Regions from separate parts of the Homo sapiens genome. Here region 1 is linked to region 2. Evidence: chromatin loops called from intact Hi-C (ENCODE). Cell type or tissue: gastrocnemius medialis. All regions are shown on one strand.

What was found. Hi-C counts contacts between places; a loop is a spot of excess contacts. Peaks named below come from ENCODE experiments on the same cell type or tissue, not always from the same donor. Only the 100,000 strongest peaks of a DNase experiment are listed, where the experiment ranks them.
Region 1: a loop joins it to region 2, with 2.4 times the contacts of the local background. A loop is called at or near these places in 20 of 110 quality-filtered maps.

The regions. Positions count from the first base shown.
Region 1 is chr12:68,437,167-68,445,166 of GRCh38, reverse strand. It overlaps LINC02384 (long intergenic non-protein coding RNA 2384), which reads left to right. Exons shown (of 4, transcript NR_120458.1): 2 at 3,026-3,103. Among named protein-coding and RNA genes, the nearest start is that of LINC02384, 10 kb to the left of the region's middle. In gastrocnemius medialis, no CTCF peak of the experiment used is centred here; a DNase peak (open chromatin) is centred at 4,906; H3K27ac peaks cover 2,026 bases.
Region 2 is chr12:68,369,763-68,377,762 of GRCh38, reverse strand. No RefSeq gene overlaps it. Among named protein-coding and RNA genes, the nearest start is that of MDM1, 41 kb to the right of the region's middle. RefSeq lists an enhancer at 3,474-3,603. In gastrocnemius medialis, no CTCF peak of the experiment used is centred here; DNase peaks (open chromatin) are centred at 3,312, 3,818 and 7,412; H3K4me3 peaks cover 1,103 bases; H3K27ac peaks cover 5,587 bases.

The sequences.
Region 1 (8,000 bases), 67 kb before region 2:
TTGTTTTTCTTTTTCGCTACCCAGAAGCTTTTTAGTTTGATATCATTCTATTTATTTTTGCTTTTGTGTCTTGTGTTTTTGAGGTCTCATTCATAAAGTCTTTTCCCAGACTAATGTCCTGAAGCATTTCCTCTTTATTTTCTTCTAGTAGTTTTATAGTTTTGGGTCTTACTTTTAGGTGTTTAATTCATTTAGGGTTGGTTTGTGTATAGGTGAGATGTGGGGGTCTAGGTTCATTCTTCTGCATATGGATATCCAGTTTTCCCAGCACCATTTATTGTAGAGACTGTCTTTTCCCCTATGAATATTCTTGGTGCCTTTGTCAAAAGCAGTTGGCTATAGATACATGGATTCATTTCTGGATCCTCAGAATTGTTCTCAGTGAGCAATTCTGTTCCATTGTTCTATGTGTGTGTTTTTATACCAGTACCTTGCCATTTTGGTTACTATAGCTTTGTAGTATGTTTTGAAGTCTGGTAGTATGATGCCACCAGCTTTATTCCTTTGCTTAGGATTACTTTGGCTTAGGATTACTTATGTCTCATAAAAATTTTAGTGTTGTGTTTTTCTATTTCACTGAAGAATGTCATTGCTGTTCTAATAGGGATTGCAGTGTATATTTCTTTGGGTAGTACAGTCATTTAACAATATTAATTTTCTCAGTCTCTGAACATGGAATTTCTTTTCATTTTTTTGTGTCCCCTTCAATTTCTTTCATCACTGTTTTACAGTTTTCTTTGTAGATGTCTTTCACCTCCTAGATTAAATGCATTCCTAGGTAGAGTGTGTGTGTGTATGTGTGTGTACTTATTGTAAATGAGGTTGCTTTCTTGATTTATTTTTCAGCTAGTTTGTTGTTTGTATATAAAGATGCTACTGATTTTTGTATGTTAATTTTTGATATGGTTTGGCTGTGTCCCCATTCAAATCTCAGCTGAATTATATCTCCCAGAATTCCCACATGTTGCGGGAGTGACCTAGGGGGAGGTAATTGAATCACGTGGGCTGGTCTTTCCCATGCTATTCTCATGATAGTGAATAAGTCTCATGAGATCTGATGGGTTTATCAGGGGTTTCTGCTTTTGCTTCTTCCTCATTTTCTCTTGCCACTGCCATGTAAGAAATACCTTTTGCCTCCCACCATGATCCTGAGGCCTCTTCAGCCACGTGGGACTGTAAGTTCAATTAAACCTCTTTTTCTTTCCAGTCTTGGGTATGTCTTTATCAGCAGCATGAAAATGGACTAATACAGTAAATTGGTACCGAGAGTGGGGTGTTGCTGAAAAGATACTCAAAAATGTGGAAGCAACTTTGGAACTGGGTAACAGGCAGAGGTTGGAACAGTTTGGAGAGCTCAGAAGAAGACAAGAAAATGTGGGGAAGTTTGGAACCTCCTAGAGACTTGTTGAATGGCTTTGACAAAAATGCTGACAGTGATATGAACAATAAGGTCCAGGCTGAGGTGGTCTCAGATGGAGATGAGGAACTTGTTGGGGACCAGAGCAAAGGTGACTCTTGTTATGTTTTAGCAAAGAGACTTGCAGCATTTTATCCCTGCCCTGGAGATCTGTGGAACTTGGAACTTGAGAGAGATGATTTAGGGTATCTGGCGGAAGAAATTCCTAAGCAGCAAAGCATTCAAAAGGTGACTTGGGTGCTGTTAAAAGCATTCCATTTAAAAAGGGAAACAGAGCATGAAAGTTCAGAAAATTTGCAGCCTGACAATGCAGTAGAAAAGAAAAATCCACTTTCTGGAGAGAAATTCAAGCCAGCTGCAGAAATTTGCATAAGTAGCAAGGAGCCTAATGTTAATACCCAAGAACATGGAGAAATGTCTCCAGGCCATGTCAGAGACCTTCACGGCAGTCCCTCCCATCACAGGCCTAGAGGACCAGAAGGAAAAAGTGGCCTGGGGTCCCTGTGCTGTGTGCAGCCTAGGGACTTTGTGCCCTGTGTCCCAGCCACTCCAGCTGTGGCTGAAAGGGGCTAACATATAGCTTGGGCTGTGGCTTCAGAGGGTGGAATCCCCAAGCCTTGGTAGCTTCCACATGGTGTTGAGCCTGTGGATGCGTAGAAGTCAAGAATTGAGGGTTGGGAACCTTCGCCTAGATTTCAGAAGATGTATGGAAATGCTTGGATGCCCAGGCAAAGGTTTGCTGCAGGAGTGGGGCCCTAATGGAGCACCTCTGCTATGGCAGTGCAGAAGGGAAATGTGGGGTCAGAGCCCCCACACAGAGTTCCTACTGGGGCACTGCCTAGTGGAACTGTGAGAAGAAGGCCACCTTTCTCCAGACCCCAGAATGTTAAATCCACTGACAGCTTGCACCGTGCTCCTGGAAAAGCCACAGACACTCAACAACAGCCTATAAAAGCAGCTGAGAGGGAGGCTGTACCCTGCAAAACCATAGGGGAGGAGCTGCCCAAGACCACGGTAACCCACCTCTTGCATCAGTGTGACCTGGATATGAGACCTGGAGTCAAAGAAGATCATTTGGGAGCTTTAAAATTTGACTGCCCTGCTGGATTTTGGACTTGCATGGGCCCTGTAACACCACCCCCGCCTTTTTTTTTTTTTTGCCAATTTCTCCCATTTGGAACAACTGTGTTTACCCAATACTTTTACCCCCATTGTATCTAGGAAGTAACTAGCTTGTTTTTGACTTTACAAGCTTATAGACAGAAGGGACTTTCCTTGTCTCAGATGAGACTTTGAACTGTGGACTTTTGGGTTAATTCTGAAATGAGTTAAGACTTTGGGGAACTGTTGGGAAGGCATGATTGGTTTTGAAATGTGAGGGCATGAGATTTGGAAGGGCCAGGGGCGGAACGATATGGTTTGGCTGTGTCCCCATTCAAATTTCAACTGAATTGTATCGCCCAGAATTCCCACATGTTATGGGAGGGACCCAGGGGGAGGTAATTGAATCATGGGGGCCAGTCTTTCCCATGCTATTCCGTGATATTGAATAAGTCTCACAAGATCTGGTGGGTTTATCAGGGGTTTCTGCTTTTGCTTCTTCCTCAGTTTCTCTTGCTGCCGCCGTGTAAGAAGGACCTTTTGCCTCCCACCATGATTCTAAGTCCTCCCCAGCCACGTGGAACTGTAAGTCCAATTATACCTCTTTTTCTTCCCAGTCTTGGGTATGTCTTTATCAGCAGTGTGAAAACAGACTAACATAATTTTGCATTCTGCAACTTTACTGAATTCATTTATCAGCTCTAAAAGTTTCCGGTAGAGTCTTTAGGTTATTCTATACATACGATCATATCTACAAACAGGAACAATTTTACTTTCTCCTTTCCAGTTTGGATGCCTTTTGTTTCTTTCTCTTGCCCAGTTGCTCTGGCTGGGCCTTTTAGTACTATATTGAATAAGAGTGGTAAGAGTGGGCATCCTTGTCTTGTTCCAGTTCTTAGGGGAGAAGATTTCAGATTTTTCCAGCTCAGTTTAATGTTAGCTGTGGGTTTGTCATATATGGTTTTTATTACGTTGAGGTATTTTCTTTTCATACCTAATTTATTTAAAGTTTTTATCACGAAGTGAAGCTGAATTTTATCAAATGCTTTATCTTCATCTATTCATATGATCATGTGATTTTTGTACTTCATCTGTTGATGTGAGGTAATACTTGTATTGATTTGTATATGTTGAACCAGGCTTGCATCCCTGGTATGAATCTCACTTGATTGTGGCATATAATCTTTTAGATGTGTTGTTGGATTCAGTTTGCTAGATGTTGTTGAGGATTTTTGCATCTGTGTTCATGAAGGATATTGGTCTGTGGTTTCCTTTTTTTGTTGTGTCCTTTATCTGTTTTAGGTCTCAGCGTTATTAAGCATTATGATCTTGAACAAGGTGACTTCTCCAGAGGCAAAGGGGGATTTAACTGCCATTTACTCAGCAGTTTGCTCAATAGTTTATCTTTCCCCTTTTTACTCATTTTCATACAATGGGAGTAAGAAGCCTTGTTTGCTTTAAGAGCAGTACCTGATTTCTCAAGTTCCAAATCAGGAATCATGATAGAAAGCCAGGTTCATGAGTTGTGAGGATCCTCGTAGAACTTGCCCAGATTATTTTAAAAGTGCATTGGGCCGGGCACGGTGGCTCACGCTTGTAATCCCAGCACTTTGGGAGACTGAGGCTGGCAGATCACTTGAGGTTAGGAGTTTGAGACCAGCATGGCCAACATTGTGAATCCCTGTCTCTACTAAAAATACAAAAATTAACCAGGTATGGTGGAACACACCTGTAATCTCAGCTACTTGGGAGGTTGAGGCAGGAGAATTGCTTGAATCTGGGAGGTGGAGGTTGCAGTGAGCTGAGATCGTGCCACTGCACTCCAGCCTGGGAGACAGAGTGAGACTTTGTCTCAAAAAAAAAAATAAAAAGTGCATTGGAATGAAACATTTTCAGAAATAGATAGTGGTAATGGCTTACAATATTGAAATTGTATAATTAATGCCACTGAATTGTACACTTAAAAATGGTTAAAATGGTAAGTTTTATGTCATCTATATTTTACCATGATTAAAAAAATACTAAAAGACCAAACCAAAAAAAATAAAAAAAAAAAAACCCAAAAACAAAAAAGCAAATTGGAGACAGGCCTGCTGGCTGTCTGAATAATCCCCTCCGCCCACTAGCAAATGTAGGTTAGCTCAGTAATAATGTGACCCACTTAAGAACTGTATGGGGACTATTGTTGCTAACTGATTCCAGAAGGTGAGTTAGAAAAGCCCATATCTAACCTCCTCACTTTACAGAAGTGAGGTCGGAGACCCTGCAAGTGTGACTTGCTGAAGACTGTGTAGCACCCGAATACTCTGGGAACGAGCTCACCAATGCTGCACAACACCATGCTGACTCACTGAGGCCACTGGAACATTCCAGGCCTTCTGAGCACTGAAATGAGGGCTCTTTTTGTCCATTCTTACTCCAGGTGCCTAATCCTTGTCGCTAAGCATCCAGTTGCTCAGAGTTCTAAAATTGTACAAAGCAGGACCAAGGCATTAGGTTTCAGTCACAGCCAAGCAAGTGTGGACAGTGAGTAATGTCTGAAGATTCCATAGCTTGATCACAGCTACTTTTGTCCTGCTGTCTGAACTCCATTGTCAATTCTCAAACAGGCCACACTCTCATGATAGGGGCCATTCATATGCTGTTCCTTCTACCTTGAATTCCCTTCTCTACTTTGATATTTCCTATTCTTCAGGTTTCAGGTGAAACATAGCTTTGTTTAGAAAGCTTTCCTATCCTCCCAGCCTATGTTAGCTCAGCCTATTGTGTAATTTCTTAGTAACCTATACTTCTTTGTAGTCTTCATCATACTGGTAATTATTTGTATTATGTCTGAGTTCCACACGTGAGGGCAGGATCTTGGTCTGCCCTGTCCGCCACTGTTTCCCAAGAACCTAGCATAGGGTCTGTCTGGCACATTTGTGTTCATTAAAGAAAAAAAATAAATTAACCCTGTCTTCTTATGGAAGAATGAAGATAATGATATAGCCTTACTTGTATTAACAGGCATGTGTGGCTGAAGGAAGTAGGGTAGACACTCCCTTTAATCTGTAGGCATTAGTTGATACTCCAAAGAAATATGCAAATGAGCAGGGTGGAGGGGCTGAGTGCGACTGCTCACATTTGCATTGTATGCATGTGAGAGTAAACAGTAAATCAATAGCAGAGGGGATATAGGTTGGATATAAGGCAATGTTTTCTGGTATGATATTAAAGATTGTTAAAAATGGGTCACATAACAGAGGAAGGTTGTGGAAACACCTTCCCTAGCGGCTTCAGAAAACAGGCCAGAGTTCCATTTTAGCCGGTTATTTTAGGCCTACTCCAGGCAGCAGGGTAGACTAGACATCCTCTTAGGGTCCAATCGTTCCGTTCCTCTGACCCATAATAAATAAAGCTATAGATGCCGTTGTTGCCAATACATACACAAATGCAAAATGCTTCTACACAGTCTTGTGGCTGTAAATGTTGCTAGTTCATCTTCTACTTAGTGTTCTGAATTCACCTTTTGTTTAGAAAATTACCTCAGTCTTTAAGCACGGCAATCTCTTTCTCTAAAGGATTTATTCTATATTTCAAAGCAAGAACTGCAATGCATACTAATTTAACGTTTGTATTGACACTTACCTTAAAATGTGGAGAATACAAGCTAGGAAAAAGGATTTAAAAAATAGCCTGCTAGTCCGACTAAGTTCCAGCATACAAACAGAGTGATCTGGACATGTTGTGTGTCATAATCCCAGTGAGGAGGCTGGGACACATTTTCTTTCTCTGCCTTTAAAGTGAAGGAAGGGAATGGTCTTGAATATGCAAATGAATCTAATTTAATTAACTTTTACGACCACAGCTCCTTTGAGATAATCATGGGAGCCAATTCGATTTCCTTAAAATTCAGCCATTTCCCTAAAGCCTCCATGAGACACCCTTGTCTTTTCCAAGAAAAAAACAAAAACAAAAGCAAAATGTGAAAAGATCTAATCAGAAACAATGAAAAAGAGTAAGTTATCTGCTGCAGTTCTTCTATTTGGTCTCACCAGAAGCTGCTCACACAGTCATTTACTTCAGTTTGTCACTCCTGAGTCTGGCGCTGCCAGCCGCAGAGTGAAATCATTTCAGGTCAGTCATGTAACTGCTGACCCAGAGTTTATCCTAAACTGGGGCTATGAAAGGTAAAGGTAATGATATTTCATGCTTCTGAGCAAAAACTCAAGCCTCGTGAGGCTGAGGGAAGAATTGCCTTGACCTCAGGCCAGAGATGAAGACGAATTTATGCCACTTCTTCCTTTGCCATAATATTCTTTCCTTGTCCTCCCCCTGATTACAAATATAATACATATTTATTGGCCAGGTGCAGTGGCTCATGTCTGTAATCCCAGCATTTTGGGAGGCCAAGGCAGGCAGATTGCCTGAGGCCAGGAGTTCGAGACCAGCCTGACAAACATGGTGAAACCCCATATTTACTAAAAATACAAAAATTGGCTGGATCTGATGGTACGCCTGTAATCCCAGCTACTTGGGAGGCTAGGGCAGGAGAATCACTTGCACCTGGGAAGTGGAGGCTGCAGTGAGCCAAGATCGTGCCACTGCAGTCCAGCCTGGGCAACACAGCAAGACTCTGTCTAAAAAACAAAAAACAAAAAGCACTCCATATTTATTGTGAAAAATAAAAAAGAGAACAGAATGACTAAAAGAAGCTGCTCAGATCTTGGAAGAGTTTGGAAGGCTCTTTCCCAATTTTGATTCCTTCTTTTCCCCTTAATAAGCAGACTTTTAGAGGACTTTGTGGGTGGTGGTTGTGGTGGTAGTGGAAGACGGGGGTGCTAAGTTTGTGAAGTGGGGATGTTACATTCAAGTTCTTTTTCTTTTTTTTTTCCTTAAAAATTTTTTTTTATTGTGGTAAAATACTCATAACATTTACCATTGTAATCATTTTTAAGTGTGCAGTTCTGTGGCATTAATTACATTTACATTGCTGTTACCCATTGCTGTCATCCCCCTCCAGAAATTTTTCATTTTTCCCAACTGAAACTCTGTGCTCATTAACGATAACTGTCCAGCTCTTGGCTACCACTATTCTACTTTCTGTCTCTATGAATTTGACTATTCCAGGTACCTCACATCAGTGGAATCATACAGTATCTTTTTGTGATTTGCTTATTTCAGTTAGCTTAATGTCCTCCAGTTTCATCCATGTTGTAGCATGTATCATGTCAAAATCTCCTTCCTTTTTAAGGGTGAGTAATATTTCATTGTACATATATATCACATTTGCTTTTCCATTCATTTGTCAATTGACACTTGGGCTGCTTCCACCTTTTCGCTGTTGTGAATAGTGCTGCTATGAACACGGGTATACAAATATCTCCTTGAGACCCTGCTTTCAATTATTTTGAGTATACACTCAGAACCTTCCTTTTCTTTTAAACCTATATTCCACACCACTCACCTCTCTTGTTTCTAACACTATGCAATTACATAGCTG
Region 2 (8,000 bases):
TGCCTCCTAACCCCTGCCTTACCACACCTCATGTTCACCCCCATTTCCTCTACGCTCTGGACTTTTACCCCATGGTAGATTCCCTCAGCCTTCAGGCCTCAGCTGAAATCTGGGTCTCACTGGGATGCTCTTTCCCTCTTAGTCTTCCGACATGACGGTTGCCCTTTTTTCCACTTGCATTCTGAACCATAGAGCTGTGGGTGACAGATGAGGGATAGAGTTAGAAAGGGGTCGGCCAACTTTTCCCATAAATAACCAGATAGTAAATATCTTTGTGGGCCACACAGTCCATTATAACTACTCAAGTCTGCTGTTGTAGCACAAAAGAAACCATAGACAGTATGTGAATAAATGAACTTGTTTCAATAAAACTTCATTTATGGACATTGAAATGTGAATTTCATATAATTTCCACATGTTGCAAAATAGTATTCCTTTTCTGAAAAATTATCAACCATTGAAATGGTAAAAACCATTCTTAGCTTCAGGGCAATACAGAAACGGAGTGGGGGCCCGGGGGCAGCTAGAGTGGCCTGTGTGCTGTGGTCTGCTGATTCCTGACAGAAACCAGTGCTTCTCAGACTTCAATGTACTTACATGTCACTAAGGATCTTGCTAAAATGCAGACTCAGATTAAGTAAGTACATCTGGGACGGAACCTGAGATCCTGCATTTCTAACAAGCTCCCAAGTGGTAAGCGTGCCTGGTGAGCGCACCGCACTTTGAATAATAAGGCACTACAGTCAGTCATGTGTAGAAGCTTCTCCTTTATATAATAAAGGCATTAAAAATAGCTTAATGACATAGGAAAATGTCCTGACTGTAATGTGTGTTAGATGGAAAGTGAGACAGTCGAGAGCACAGGCTTTCAAGCCAAACACACTCCCACTTACCAACTATATGCATCTGAACACATTTCTTAACCTTTCTCAGTTTCTGTTAATTCAACTGTAAAATAAAGTAAAAATTATCTCTGCCTCAGGTGGTTGTTTGGATTCTAACAAGACAATGCTTGTAAAACACTCAGCACCTAGCAAGGCCTCAATCCTAGCCCTTATTATTTTTAAATTTAAAAAGCAAGACATGAATCTGTATATAACAAACTAATAGGAATGTTAATTTTGAGTGTCTCAGGGGATTTCCTTGCCATCTTTTTTAGAAAACATTTGCAAGAGTCATGCCCATTCATTCATTCATTCATTCAAGAAACATTTGTTGAGTTCCTGCTTCTGCCAGGCAATGTGTTTTGCTGGATCTGCCAAGACGAGTCAAACGTAAGCTCACATAAGATGGGGGGCTGGGAACAAAAACAATCTCAGCATAGAAGAAGGGCTGTATGGGAGTGTGCAGGGTGCTAGGGAACATAGAGGAAAGAGTGTTCCCTCCGCTGGGAGGAGAGGCCAGAGGGATTCCACACAGGAGGCCACTGTTAAGCTGGGCTTCAAAGGATGCATATGGGCTGCCTAATGGGGGAAGAAGGAAGAGAGTATGCAAAGGCAGTGAGGAGTCCAGAGAACCTAGACCATAGGAGTGTGTGGGAGTGGCCAAGGAGAAGGCCCTGGCTAATCAGAACAGGTGTAGGCCTTTATGCAGCAGAGATTTGAACTGGCTGGGTATCAGCTCTGGATAGGCCATTATCCCTTTTGGAGAACATCCTGACAATTACAATAACATGTGCTAGCAGGGACTTCAGAAAAGACAGTGCCAGAAAATCCCTCACCACTTTTGCAGGAGTCATCTTCATAAGTAATTCTCTGGGACCATACTTGACTCGATAATTGCCTACTGAGTGTCTGTTACAGGAGGGAGGCTTTGCATGGGGCTGCAGGGATGCTGCAATGAGGTCTGCCATCTGCCACAGGAGAGGTTAATCACTACACCAGAGGGTGAAGGGAGCCAAAAACAACATCTCCTAGAGCTTAATAAGAAGGAGAAAAAGATGAAGGAGTATGGATCTGAAAGTGAGAGCTCCAGATGGGCTTCATGGAGCAGGCAGCATTTGAGTTGGCCTTGGAGATGGCCCATTCTGTCTCTGGGCATTCTCTCCAGGATCTCCAGCTTGAAGGGGGATTTGAGTCTATTTCTGTAAATTGCTAACTTCAATCAAGGGCATTGGAACTAACAGTAGGTTCCTGAACTGACCTTCTAGCGCTGAGAAAGGGACAGAAGGTGTCATCTGAAAGGTCCCTTAACCTGTCTCTCCAGGGGAAAACTTGCTATCAAAGAAAACTTGGATTATAACTTACAGAATTAAAATTTAGAAATGGTTCCTGGCAATCTCTCTTCTGTCTTCCATTCCTGGTTCTCTGAGGCCTTCTGTCCTCTATAGCAGTTCTAAGACAGAGGGTTATGTGTGAGACAGAGTGGACCCAGCAGCATGGGGAGGAGGTACCTATTTGGGTCGGTCCATTTGCATTCTGATTCACTGTGTCCTGAGTGGCTTAATGCTGTTTCCAGCCTGCTCTCTTCTCTGTAAATTCCTCCTTTCTCAGTGGTATGGGATGGATTTTTCTGCCCTCATATTCTCCTAAACCTTGCCTGATCTTTTTAAAACTGATTTTTCCGCATCCTGTTTGCCTTTAATTGAGATTTAGCCATGCCCAGGCCTGTCTGGTGACCCGAGGGGAGATTTGTGCCTGGGGCTTGGAGCTGAGAATGTGGAGAAGGCACCATGAGGCTGCTCCCCAGACCAGCCTGTGGACTAGGTTTGTGCTCAGCAGAGAGGGGTCTGCAGGCGGAAGCTGAAGGTGCTGATTTTTACAAGAAACTCCCTGAGACAAAGATTCACAAGCAACATTGCTCAGGGTAAACCCAGACATTGTTAGTTGCTTCTAGAGCTAGTGCTTACAGAGTCCTAACACTTGACCTGAACTGGCTCAGCTCGGTCTTTCCACAGTGTTAGGGGAAAGGGATACTTTCTCCACAGAAGAGAGTTTTTCTGTCCCCAGAGCTGTAGTTTGGGGGATTTCTTAAACCGCTTCCTGGGCAAGAAAACAGAATGCCTACGAAGGGCTGGGCTGAGAAGCTGCTCCAAATGGCTATTTCTGTAGCTGGGTTGCTAGAACATAAATAAGAAGCGTGTTTGTGAACACACGAGATGCCCTTGGATGCTCCCAAATACAAGCATGGGAGAAAAGATTGCAAAGGTCTCCATTTATGTGGTTGGCAGAACACATTACTGAAATGTGTGCTGTTATTTTAGCGTAAGCTCATTTGTACTCACTGGCTGGCCAGATCAGGCGAAGTTTGAGTTACATTTGTAAGTGTACATAGGTACATATGAAATCGATACTGAAAGCCCTGTTCTAGAAACAGTGATACCCAACCCAGCCAACCCAGTCACAAACACCATGGCACGCATAGGTATCTGTTTACAGGTGCCACATTTAGTATGGCTATGAGTCATCAAACCTGTAATTACTTCGCAAAGTTTCCTAAACCACTCTTGTCAGTAAATAGCAGTATGGCATGCGGCTCTACTTCTTCAAATGAGGGAGGGAGTACAGTTAGCTGAATCTTAATTCATAGATGGTCTATCTTATTTCCTAGAATGTGTAACTAGGACTTTGTCATTTTGTTTACTTCTGTATCTGCAGCGCCTAGAACAGTGCCTCCTACACAGTGGGTGCTTAATATTGGTGAATAGATAAATGAATGAATGAACGCTTGGATTTTATGTATGAGTTGGAGGCCATCTCTCTTCTCTCTTCCCACTCAGTTGCTGTTACATCTGCCAACTTCTGCTTTTACTTGAGTCCCTGGCCTATGGAAAATTACACCCTCTCAGTGTAGACTGTGGGCAGAACCTGGGACATTATAGGTCAGCACGTGGGTGTGAGTTCTTGTACAGACACAGAGGCCTCTGGCTTAGCAAGTCCCAAAGGCTCTGAGGGACTTTCAGGCAGAACACTATAAGGCTCATCTTCCTTAAACCATGTTTTTTTTTTCCCATTATGAAAATAACACATGGTCATTAAACAAAGTTTGGAAATGCTAGAAAATATGAAGGTAGAAAAACTACCCACAGTCCGCCGGGCGTGGTGGCTCACACCTGTAATCCCAGCACTTTGGGAGGCCGAGGCGGGCGGATCATGAGGTCAGGAGATCGAGACCATCCTGGCTAGTACGGTGAAACCCCGTCTCTACTACAAAAAAAAAAAATACAAAAAAATTAGCTGGGCGTGGTGGCGGGCGCCTGTAGTCCCAGCTACTCGGGAGGCTGAGGCAGGAGAATGGCGTGAACCTGGGAGGCGGAGCTTGCAGTGAGCGGAGATCTCGCCACTGCACTCCAGCCTGGGCGATAGAGCGAGACTCCGTCTCAAAAAAAAAAAAAAAAAGAAAAAAACAAAAGAAAAACTACCCACAGTCCCTTTACCCAAACACAAATCCACCCTTCTCTTTCTCCTGGATTATCACATAGCTTTAAACCTGCACCATTCTCTCCAGCCTTGCATCCAATCCAGTCACGGTGCCAGGAAGAGATCTTTCTAAAGCACAGATCTGAAAACACTTCAAAGGCTTCCTGTTGCCTTTAGTGTCCAAACTGCTCCACAGGATTGGTTCTGCTTATGTCTTCAGCTTCCTAGCCCCACCCCGACCCCCCATAATATTACGCTTGTGCCAAATGGAATTTCCCTCAATTCTTCAAACAAGCTGCACCTTCTCAGGTTCACTCTGCTTGGAAACCTCGCGACCTTTCTTGGGTCTATTCTTTCTCTCTTTTACTCTGTTTCCTTGTCTGTGTTCATCTGTTTTTTCATACATTTTCTCTTTGATTCAGCATTTAGATAGTATTTCCCCTAAAAAACTTTTCCTGACTGTCCTTCCCCTTTTCTCTACCAAATCTGAGTTTGGAGGTCCTCTTGTGTGCTTCAAAAACCCATACATTTCTCTTGTCATGTAGCTCATCATGCAGTATTTTAGTGCTTCTTTGTGACGGCATCTTTCTAACCTCAGTGCTTAGCCCAGTGCCTGGCTCATGGCACACAGCTCAATAAAGAGTGGTCAAAGAGAATTTAGATTGACCATTATTTATATTTTAAAAATATTTTCTTTATTAAAATTTGTTTTTAATTGACAAAAATGGTATTTTTTATGGTGTGCTAGAAACATCTCCTCTTAATTTTGCTTTAATCACTTTTTTTTTTTTTGAGACAGAGTCTCACTCTGTCGCCCAGGCTGGAGTGCAGTGGCGTGATCCCAGATCACTGCAACCTCTGCCTCCAGGGATAAGCAATTCTCCTGCCTCAGCCTCCCGAGTAGCTGGGATTACAGGCAAGTACCACCACGCCTGGCTAATTTTTGTATTTTTAGTACAGACTGGGTTTCACCATGTTGGCCAGGCTTGTCTCGGAACTCCTGACCTCAGCTGATCCACCCGCCTCAGTCTCCCAAAGTGCTAGAATTACAGGCTGAGCCACCGCTCCCAGTCTACACTGTGTTTTCTATTTTACATAGATATAATAATTATGCAAATATAATGTTATAGATCATATCATGTAAAAATATTAATCTCAATTCTTTTTACTTAACATTGTGTTAAGTATTTTCACTTTTACCCAATCTTCATATACTTTATTTTTAATAACTGCATACTATTCCATCAAGTAGATATATTCTCGCTTACTAATCTTCTATTGTTGGATATTTAGACATTTTAGGTGGTTTAGCTTCTTGCAAATTATGAATAATTTTGCTATAAATATCTGGATATCTTTGGGCATAAAGTTTTTTCATGTTTTGAAGTATTCCCTTACAATACCTAAAGTAAAATTTCAAAGTCAGTCAGCATTTGAAATTCCTAATGCTCGGTGCCTAACTGCCTTCTCAAAGTGTTATCAATTTCTGTTGGCACCAGCAATTTATGAAATGCCCATTTCACTTAACCTCACCAAGGTCACTTCCTTCTCAACCACTAAAATCTCTTGAAGAACCTGGACATCCCAAAGGCAGCAGCACTGAGTACTCAGGCCAACACTTGCCCCTGTTCTCACTCCCTTCCAAGGGCAGTGTTTCAGCTCCAGTTTGTGGAGGGCAAACTTTCCTGGTTCTCACCCCCTCAGGCTGTGCAACCTTGGATAGCATATTTAATCACTCTGAGCATGTTTCCTCCTTTTAGGGGAGTGAGACAACTCTTCAGTTGCTATTTATTCTATTTCAAACTCTTTAAATGGACCTAGGGCAACCTCCACTTGCATTTCCTACCCTTCCATCAATACACACACATGCACACACACACACATGCGTACACAAACACACACACACACGTGCATGCGCCTGCACATACCGCTCTCTGAGGGCTGTCCACCAAGACCATCTTCCCACTCACCTTGTCCTGTCCTTGGCTCTCTGATTTCTTTGCTTCTCCCTGTAGTTCTCAGCCTCTCCCTCCCTCCCCATCTCCCTTTTTCCCTCCCTCCCTCAATTCCTTCCTGCCTTCCTTCCTCCATTCATCCAACAAATTTATCAAGGACCTACTAGTCCAGCCATAAGTGCTGGGAAACATGGAAAAGAAGGCAGCAGTAGTTCCTACGTACATGGACTTTACATACTAGTGGGGATAACAGATTAAAAATAACAACAAACAAACCCATACAATAGAAAGTTACACATTGTGATGGGCATTAGGAAGGAAATAGATGAAGGCTAAGAGAGAGAACCTCGGGAAAGATCTTTTGATAAGGAAGTAATACCCCCCTCCCTCACCCTTGCTTACCCCCTTCACTCCTTGCTGTGCTTTCATCTCCACAGTACTTAACACCAACTGACAGAATATTTTACTCTTTCCTGGTTTATTTGTTTATTTCCAGTCTCCTCCAACTTGAATGTAAGCTCCACGAGGGCAGGGCTTTGCTGTTCACTGCTGTGCCTGGGCACTGCAGGCCTCCATAGCATTAGCTGGGTGACTGAAGGAGTGGAAGGCCCTGGGACATGTGTGCAGAACTGGGGCTGTTTGTGAGGATAGGTGGTGTCAGAGGTGTATAGGCGGAGGGAACGTCATGTGCAGAGGCTCTGAGAAAGGGAAAAGGGGTGGAAAGGAGCCCAGAGGGGCTGAGTCAGGTGAACAAGGGGGCAGCAGCACCAGGAGAGGTTTGCCAGGCTTTGCAGGCCCTGGTCATGGGTTTGGATTTCACTCTTAGGGCAGTAGGAGGCCCATGATAGTTTTGCTTCGATGGGACACTGGGATACGCCTCCGTGCCCTGGCAGAGTATGTCTAAGATATTTGTGAGTGGGAGTGGAGTTGGGAGTGGGGAATCCACATGGTGAGTTCTTGTGCATGGTTTTGTCTTAACCCTATGACCGAATACTCCCTGCTGGGTGTGGGGGACTAGACTCCTTCCAAGCCTGTTGTTTTGGGACCCTATGATTATCAGTCAGCAAACATATGACTACACTCCCCGAGTTATCATGTTTCCTTGTGTTTTGACATCCAGCCTAGTGGCTGACCCAGATGTGAAACCTCGCTGCTGAAACAGGCAGGCTCTGGAGCTGCCATTTTTTAGGATGACAGTAGATCTGAATGACATCTGGTGGTTTATGGGAATATCTTGTCACCGACCATTTCAAGTGCAAACAACTTCCTTCTCACCCACCTGCTTGCTGCCTGCTTCCCTTTCTTTGCCTTCCCTTCCCACTGGGGAATGCCAGCCATTTGATCAGCATTTGTCAGCGCAGTTAAGCCACATCATTGTTTGCCCAGAGGGACCTATTTCCCTTTGCCCAGTCCGGGCCCTTGAGCAAACCTGGGAATTTATGGGATCCACGGAGCTGAGAGGTTTGTGAGTAGCACAGAGTAATATAGAAAAGTGCAAATGGGGAGCTGGACAACTCAGGAGACTGTAACATGAGGCATGTTAGCGATACCATTTCTCTTCTTCCTGGAATGGGGAGGAAGGGTGTCCTTTTTTTTGTTTTGATTGTGAGCAAATGGCCCAGCATAGATCCAGCTGTTATAACTGAATTAAATTTACAACAAACTTAGTGTGGCACATTTTGAATAG